Linked DNA regions of Homo sapiens: region 2 is linked to region 1. The links are chromatin contacts, found by Hi-C in ENCODE. All regions are on one chromosome and are shown on one strand. Each heading gives the region's core, a stretch centred on a gene start or an enhancer-like site at or near the end of the contact. The rest is flanking DNA. Distances are from core to core; before and after follow the strand shown.

Evidence for each region. A loop is a pair of places that touch in the nucleus more often than their neighbours do. Pooled maps may share reads with other maps.
Region 2: a pooled map shows a loop between it and region 1 (4-fold over the local background). The contact joins two enhancer-like sites. A Hi-C loop is called at or near these places in 1 of 168 maps with a recorded cell type or tissue (cardiac septum), 1 of 37 single-sample maps with no recorded cell type and 5 of 50 pooled maps.

The regions. Positions count from the first base shown.
Region 1 is chr10:33,247,323-33,251,556 of GRCh38, reverse strand. All of the region lies in intron 6 of NRP1 (neuropilin 1), which reads left to right. Among named protein-coding and RNA genes, the nearest start is that of NRP1, 85 kb to the left of the region's middle. Within about 2 kb of position 2,761, at least 6 of the 41 ENCODE cell types and tissues checked have a DNase peak (open chromatin) inside an H3K27ac peak, as active enhancers do.
Region 2 is chr10:33,506,957-33,511,099 of GRCh38, reverse strand. No RefSeq gene overlaps it. Among named protein-coding and RNA genes, the nearest start is that of LINC02628, 92 kb to the left of the region's middle. Within about 2 kb of position 1,784, at least 8 of the 41 ENCODE cell types and tissues checked have a DNase peak (open chromatin) inside an H3K27ac peak, as active enhancers do.

The DNA.
Region 1 (4,234 bases), core at 1,512-4,011:
GGTAACTCAAACCCCAAAAACTAGAGGGTTTTCTTCTTGCTTATGCCATGTTCTATGGCTGGGCCAGCTGGGGTCTGCTCTGTATCTTCTCATGCCAGGACCCAGACTTGGGGGACAGCGTCCTCTGAAATGTTGCCTGCCCCAAGGCAGAGTGTATTAGTCTGTTCTCACACCGCTATAAAGAACTACCCAAGACTGGGTTAATTTATAAAGGAAAGAGGTTTAATTGACTCAGTTCTGCATGACTGGGGAGGAAACTTAGAATCATGGCAGAGGGGAAGCAGGAAAGTTAAGATCATGGCAGAAGGGGAAGCAGGCACGTCTTACATGGCGGCAGGTGAAAGAGGCGAGTGAAGGAGGAACTTCCAAACCATCTTATAAAACCATCAGATCTCATGAGAACTCACCCACTATCATGAGAAGAGCACGGGGAAAACCGCCCCCATGATCAAATCACCTCCCACCAGGCCCCTCCCTCAATGCTGGGGATTACAAATCAAGATGAGATTTGGGTGGGGACACAAAGCCTGACCATATCACAGAGGGAGGAAGATTGCAGCTCATCATGATGGTTCTTGGGTCTCCCTGCTGGATAACTTCCACCCACCTTCACTGCCAAAGCATATCACAGAGCCACACTTAACTTCTGAGGGGCAACAGGAAGCTGTGGCCCCACCTGGCTAGAGGGAGGAGAGCTTAAATGATAATTGTCCTACTCATACGACACTAATCCTTTATCAAGTCCAAAGAATGTGGCCCGATCTGTCCTAAGTACTTGAATATTTTTTATCTGATCCTCACTGCAATCCTGGGAAGGAGGTATAATCATCCCCATTTTAAAAACGAGATTGCTGAAGTTCAGAGAAACGAGTAAACACTCAAGGTCACAGTTAGTGACCAGGCTTGGAAACAAGGTCTATCAGACTCTAACACCCACTTGTTTATATTACAGTATGCAGGATTTTAACCATTTATTCCCATTCATATACTTTCAAGCCTATTTTATGAAATGTCCATCACCTCCCTGCTGAATCACGTTGAGATGGGTTGGGTGCTTCCTATTTCTAAGCCTACAATGCAGGGACTTTGCTGCTCCATCCCTCTGAAAGGTGAAAGTCACAAAAGCTTAGCTTCAGGTTCACCTTGAGGTAAAATTACCGTTTTTCGCCTTCCGAGCTCAGCAGGCTCATTTACATGCTTCTTGTGTCTGTGTACAGGGTGGGTGCTGTTATCATCCACTGATCACCTAATTATGAATAATTTCATGTGTTTCCAGCTTTTCTGAAACTCCTTGGAAGTGGTTGGCTTGTTGTTTTCATTAGATAGATGTTTTGTAAATTAACCAACAAGTACAGCATAATTTATACTGAGGGCAAGAGGCACGTACCTCTAATCACAAGAACCTTAGCACACATACATTTCTATTTATATGCACATAAGTATGCAGATGACATTTGTTTTCTTTTTCAGCTTTTTCACATTTTGCATGAAATATGCCCTCACAAAACAAGTTGCTGTAGCAACAACAAGTACACAAATACTTGCATGTGTTAAATTAATAAGGCGATATTGGAAGCTGACTTTCCATCAAGACAGGAACAAGCTTCGGTTCCCATTGTTTTCCCTAGGAAATTACTGAGTGGCATTAAAAAAAAAAACAATGCATCATTAACTGTCGATATGAACGTCCACATTGGAGCTTCCTGTGAGATCCGTTGTCTGCCAGAAAGCTTAAAAACAAGTCAAGGAGCCTGTTAGTGAGAAGGAGCGTGAAGGAAGTCCCAATGTGAAGGTTTGCACACAGCCATATCCTGCTCAAAAAGCCACTTCATATCCTGAGCTACTAAAATTTCCTCATTGTCAGTGGCAGAGTTAATCACACTATGAAATTTGCCTGCCCTGCCTTTTTTTCCAGATTATTCCATTCTTTATTCTGTGTCCCAGAGCTGCTGATCTTATTATTAATTTTACCTTTTTCCTTTCTTTGTTTCTGGTTAATCATTCTAGGATGCAAAATACAGACTCCGTGTATCAGTGGTGCGATCAAAATCTTCCTCTTCAAGCACATCATTAGAACCCAGGCCATTAAGCTCATTGAAACTGAGTTTCTTTTCCTATAAAATAAAAATAACGTAGCCTTCACTCCATTCAGGCTCTCTCAATCTGTGATCTATGAATCTCAGAGAAATGCAGTTTCAGTTTTTCCTTTTCATTTCCGCAAACTAAGTACACAGTGTACTGCATCTTCTAGGGAGACGTTCTCAAAGATCCTGAACGTAGCCATTGACACGCAAAGCAGAATTTAATTCGTTAATTATTTCAATGTTTTATTAATGATAGTGTTCACCACACTGTAAACAGATTTATCCTTCCAGCTTTAATTAAAGCTCTTGGGAGTGCTTTCCTCAAAATAACTGTGACTTTTCTCTGATTAAAATGCCAGGAGACAAAAAAAAAAAAAAAAAAAAAAAACAAGAGACATAATACCTGGGTGGGATATGAACTTTGTTGTTCAAAGAAACAAAAATAGCACCAGGATTACCACACTCCCTAGTGACTTTTGAAATTAAATTACTTGACAAACCAACTCGGGCTGAAACTACTCTTCTCCAAATTTGGGGACTTTTTCTCTTGTGGAAAAAAATTGTGGTACTAGAGTATTTATGCCTTCACTTATTCTGGAGGAGCAGAGAATGGTTGACTTCTAAACCACATCCTGTTTGGGTTGGTAAATCAGCCCTCTTGTGGATTAGTCACACAGAAGGAAACCTAAAGGAAGACAGTCTGTACCTATAAGACCACATCAGCAAACCCTTGAGGCAAGAGCCTCTTCTTTCTCCACTCCATTTTCTAGTGCAGATATTAATTCTCAGGTATGAGAAGAAGGAAAGTTCCAGAAGAGAAGGACTGGAGCCAACCTGCTGAAGAAGCTTGTTTTCATGTTTTCCTTTTGCCTTATATGTATTTCTCAAATAATATTAACGTCTTCCCCATTTTCTCTCTGAAGGACCATTAATGAAAGCCCTTAGTGTGGTAGGGAGATGGGCTGAATGGAATTGAAACACACACAGTCATGTTTAGTCCTTTGAGACAATAGTGTCAAAAGAAAGTAAATGCCCTTCTTCTAAGTTCAACATGAGAAACTGGTCCAATCTAAATGGCCTTTAGGGTTGCTTGAAAGATTTTTAAATTAATTGTGACACATACTCTAACAACGAAATCTTATGTTTCCATAGCGCTCTTCCCTTATAAAAGCACTTTTTTCTTGAGACAGAGTCTCGCTCTGTTGCCCAGGCTGGAGTGCAGTGGCACGATCTTGGCTCGCTGCAACCTCCACCTCCTGGGTTCAAGCGATTCTCCTGCCTCAGCCTCCTGAGTAGCTGGGATTACAGGCGTGTGCCACCAAGCCCAGGTAATTTTTGTATTTTTAGTAGAGATGGCGTGTCATCCCATGTTGGCCAGGCTGGTCTTGAACTCATGGCCTCAAGTGATCTGCTTGCCTCAGCCTCCCAAAGTGCTGGGATTACAGACATGAGCCACCACGCCTGGCCAAAAGCACTTTTTATATACGTCCTATTTTAGTCTTACAAAGTGAGGTCAGTTGACCAGAGATTTTTACCCCCATCTTCACATGAGAAAACTGAGGCCCAGTGGGGTTAAATGGTTCACCAAAGTCCTGACTCCGGAGAAAGATATAACTTGTGAGAAATCACGGTCTTACACAATGGACGTGGATATCCTTCCTCAGACTCAGGAAGCAAGACAGCAGGCACAGAAGGAGAAGTCAAACCGTGGCCAGCGCGTGCATTGCCACTTGCCTCTGGATGTGACACCCAGCCAGGGTGCAGGTGAGGCTTGCAAAGCTCTCTGGCCACTCTGATTATGTTTTTCACTGCATGCTCTTGCGACTGAGGTATGCTGGAGAGATACTCTCATGCCAGCTATTCGGAGAAACATAACTAATCCTGGCATCAGGCCTAATGGGCCACAGACGAGGCTGTCAGACACAGTCAGGTTTGCCACCCTCGGCCCCAGGGTCCTTCCTTCAGTCCTCCAAGGTTTCCCATCCATACACTTCACCAACATCCCATCCAGAGTGGTGAGTTGTTGCTTCTGGCAACTTCCAAAATGGCTCTGTCATGATTCAAAATTTGAATTGCCTGTTACAACTTGCAGAGAATGGACATGAAAAATAACACAATGGCGTAGACCTGATTTCAGGAGCTGTGAAGGG
Region 2 (4,143 bases), core at 535-3,034, 260 kb before region 1:
AAACACCGCATATTCTCACTCATAGGTGGGAATTGAACAATGAGATCACATGGACACAGGAAGGGGAATATCACACTCTGGGGACTGTGGTGGGGTCGGGGGAGGGGGGAGGGATAGCATTGGGAGATATACCTAATGCTAGATGACACATTAGTGGGTGCAGCGCACCAGCATGGCACATGTATACATATGTAACTAACCTGCACAATGTGCACATGTACCCTAAAACTTAGAGTATAATAAAAAAAATAAAAATAAAAATAAAAAATAAAAAAAATAAAAAGAAGGAAAAAGAAAAAAGAAAAAAAAAAAAAAAAAAAAAGATGCCCTGTGGGTGGATCACCTAAGGACAGGTGTTCGAGACCAGCCTGGCCAACATAGTGAAACCCTGTCTCCACTAAAAATACAAAAATTAGCCAGACATGGTGGCGAGCATCTGTAATCCCAGCTTCTTGGGAGGCTGAGGCAGGAGAATAGCTTGAACCTGGGAGGTGGAGGTTGCAGTGAGCCGAGATCACCCCATTGCACTCCTGCCTGGGAGTGCAACAGAGTGAGACTTGGTCTGAAAAAAATAAAAAATAAATAAATTTTAAAAGATGCCCTGAAGAAGGATCGGGGGTTCAGTTTATCCAAGAGAGCACTAACTTTTGGGACTAATTTTCCAAAAGCCAAAAGCCAAAAGCCTTCTTGGCAAAATCTCAGCGCTACCTCTTATAACCCTGCCAAACAGTCTTAGTGCTTTATTTTCTGTCTAGGGACCATCTATACTTTTTACCTAAAATGGAAGTGTATTTGTTCAGCAAACATTTGCTGCACACTTACTCTGTATAGAGTTTTAGAGGAAAACAAGGAAACAGAAGAAATCACATCTTTAAAAGGCTCACAGTTTAATTCAGAGACTTGCAGCCGTACCTTAGAGTTAGGCTAAGAGGGTTCACAGTGACCTTGGTTCCTGCTACTCATCTTCCCTTCCTAGTTATTTCTCTTTGCATCCCTCCTTTGCTAAAGTCTGGAGCTCTCTTGCTGCTCTCTGTCCATCTAAAGTAGCCTTTTGCATTCATTTACATAGACACATCTTTTGATGTTCCATGCTCCAAAACGAACTCTCGTGTTTTTTTCCATATCCCTAATAAGGACTCCCATGCTACAGAGTCTGACCCTAAATGTCTAAAGAAAACAGTCTTACGTGGGGATAAGGTGAACAAGATTAATAGGCTTAATTCTCCCCTTTCCCACCTCTCACTTAGGGAGGATTTATGTTTTAAATAACCTTTACACATGTAAATTAATTAGTCTGAAACAGTGTCATTGGTGGGATGTGTGAGCAGGGTGCTTGAGTGTCGCTTTCTGTTCTGATCGTGTGCTGACCTCCATGCTAAACTCTGAAATCACACATCAGTATGGACTCATTGAATAGTTACATAGAAGGGCCTATCTAGAAACAAACAAATGAAAATTACGTGGAGTATACATGGCTTCATAACATTTGAGGGCAAGCAAAATACAGAGAAACAAATCAAGGAAAAGGTTTGTTGAGACAGACTCCCTGGGGTAGGAATGTTTTCATGTGGGTTTTCAAGGGGGTGACGTCATATGCAAACCCGATCCCACTTTTTCTCCTTTCTTAGAAGTTCTGAAAGAGAGATGAGAGTGCAGATATAGATGAGGATAGTCTGTCTAAGGATAATACCAAAGGTAAGTGTGCTTTGAGGTTTAAAATATTTGCTGGAAGCTATTTACTGACTGGTTACTAGGAGACAGCATGACTCATTGCTAACTTCCCCTCCGGGGCCAGCGTTCAGTCATTTATCACCTAGCACATTGGATCAAGACTGATAGAATCTTTAGAAAAAATTATGGAGTTCTCTATTCTAGTAAGGAGGCACTAAACTGTGGAAATAAAATGATCCCTGAAGATGAGGTCCACTGAGAAAGCATCCCGACATGTGTTCTGTATGTACTAACAGTCCAAGGATTAATGTGTGGTGGAGAGATATATACAAGATAAAATACAAACAACGTACATATTAAACAACTGTACAAAGCAATATTAAACCAACGTCAATAGTGAATACTGTATCTTCCCTGAGGACTTCCCCCCCGACCCCCACCCCAGTTTCTGAATGAATATATTTACATTATAACTCGGTATTCCTAATTTCCATGAAACAACACACTTAAATATTCCTTTAATAATCTTTCTAAAGATTCAAATAAGTAGAATAGATGAGGGTAGATTCCAAACAATCAGGTCTTTCAAGATAATTCATAAATTTAAATATAAATTCTAAGATAAATTTGGAAAATATTGAGGGTTGAATTGACATATGGGAAAAAATTAGTCAAATCATTTATACATTGCCCACAACCACAGGGGCATCACTATAATGTAAAGTTTATTGGAAAATTTTTTTTAGATAGAATCTCACTGTGTCACCTGGGCTAGAGCACAGTGGCATGATCACAGCTCACTGCACCCTCAACTTCCCAAGCTCAAGCCATCCTCCCACCTCAGCCTCCTGGGTAGCTGGGACTACAGGCATGCACTCCATGCCCAGCTAATTATTATTACTATTATTTGTAAAGATGGGGTCTTACAATGTTGCCCAGGCTGGTCTTGATTCCTGGACTCAAGTGATCCTCCTACCTCAGCTTCCCAAAGTGGTGGGATTACAAGTGTGAGCCACTGTGCCCAGCCTCATTGGGAATTTTTACAAAGAAATGTCTTGACATATTTCCATAACAACAACATCAGAATTGTCAGAGACAAAGCCTAGATAATATAAACTTCATCTGATAGGAGAAGGAAAGTATTTAAACATCAAAAGAATGGGAAATGATGTTTGTGCAGTTATGTTTGTGAGTGTGAGAGTGAGTAAGCGTGCAGCATATTGTAAAAATAAGCGAAAGGTGATGTGGCAAGAGTGTGTTTTGAAATATTTATTGAAGCTTTCACTCTGTGTTTTGCCTTGACCTTCGCCTGTTCAAAGAGGTATCAAGGTCCGTGCTGTGGTAGGGTTCCCTACTGTAAAAGCTGTCAAAATTCTGAGTCCATTGAGAAGATCGGTGGCTTAAGAAAGAGTGCAAAGTGCAGCTCTCTCACGGGGAGAGAAGAGAGAGTAAAAGACAGAGAAGGAGGGAGGGAGGAAAGAAGAGGAGATTGCATTTTCTCAGAGCAATTAAGATTTCCCTAGTCCAGGCCAGACACAGTGGCTCACGCCTGTAATCCCAGAAATTTGGGAGGCCAAGGCAGGTGAATCACCTCAGGTCAGTAGTTCAAGACTAGCCTGGCCAACATGGTGAATCCCCGTCACTATTAAAAATACAAAAGTTAGCCAGGCGTGGTGGCGCATGCCTGTACTCCCAGCTACTCTGGAGGCTCAGCTACTCTGGAGGCTCAGGTAGGAGGATCACTTGAACTTGGGAGGTGGAGGTTGCAGTGAGTCGAGATTGCGCCACTGCACTCCAGCCTGGGCAACAGAATGAGACTGTCTCAAAAAAAAAAAAAAAAGAAAAAAAAATTCCCTAGTCCAAGAGTATGAGGATCTGCTCCTGCTCCCTGAGGCCATGGCGGGACCTCAGGGAAGGTGAGTGTGTGATACACCTGGGGAAGTGCCCCAAGACTCTTGGTCCCAAGCTTGGTACAGAAGCCCACAGAACAGAGATTATCACGTGGCCAGGGACAATGTGCCTCTCAACAGGCATCAAACAGAGGGGCCTAGTCTATCCAATATCTTGACATGTCAGGCAGATCCCCAAGCCCTGCTCAAATCTGCTGAAGATGGTGATAGAGAAACCTCAAGAATGGTCAAGCTTTTATTTCCTCCAGCCCAGTGGGAAAAGGGCTTAGAGAGGATATTACATTGATTTATGGAAAATAAAGCATCTGAGTTTATAGACTAAGATTTATACCTGCTACAAAAGTATGAATCCTTTTATCCTATACATATATATACACATATATACTAGAGGGCACATGCTACTGAGACATATTGCTTGGGTTCAGATTTTGCAACACTAACTAGCTGCGTGTGATTTTAGGAAGTTTCTTAACCTCACTGGCCTCAGTTTCTGTGAAACTGAAATTAATCATAGCACCAATTTCACATGGTTGTTGTAAGAATGAGATGAGATCATCTGTAT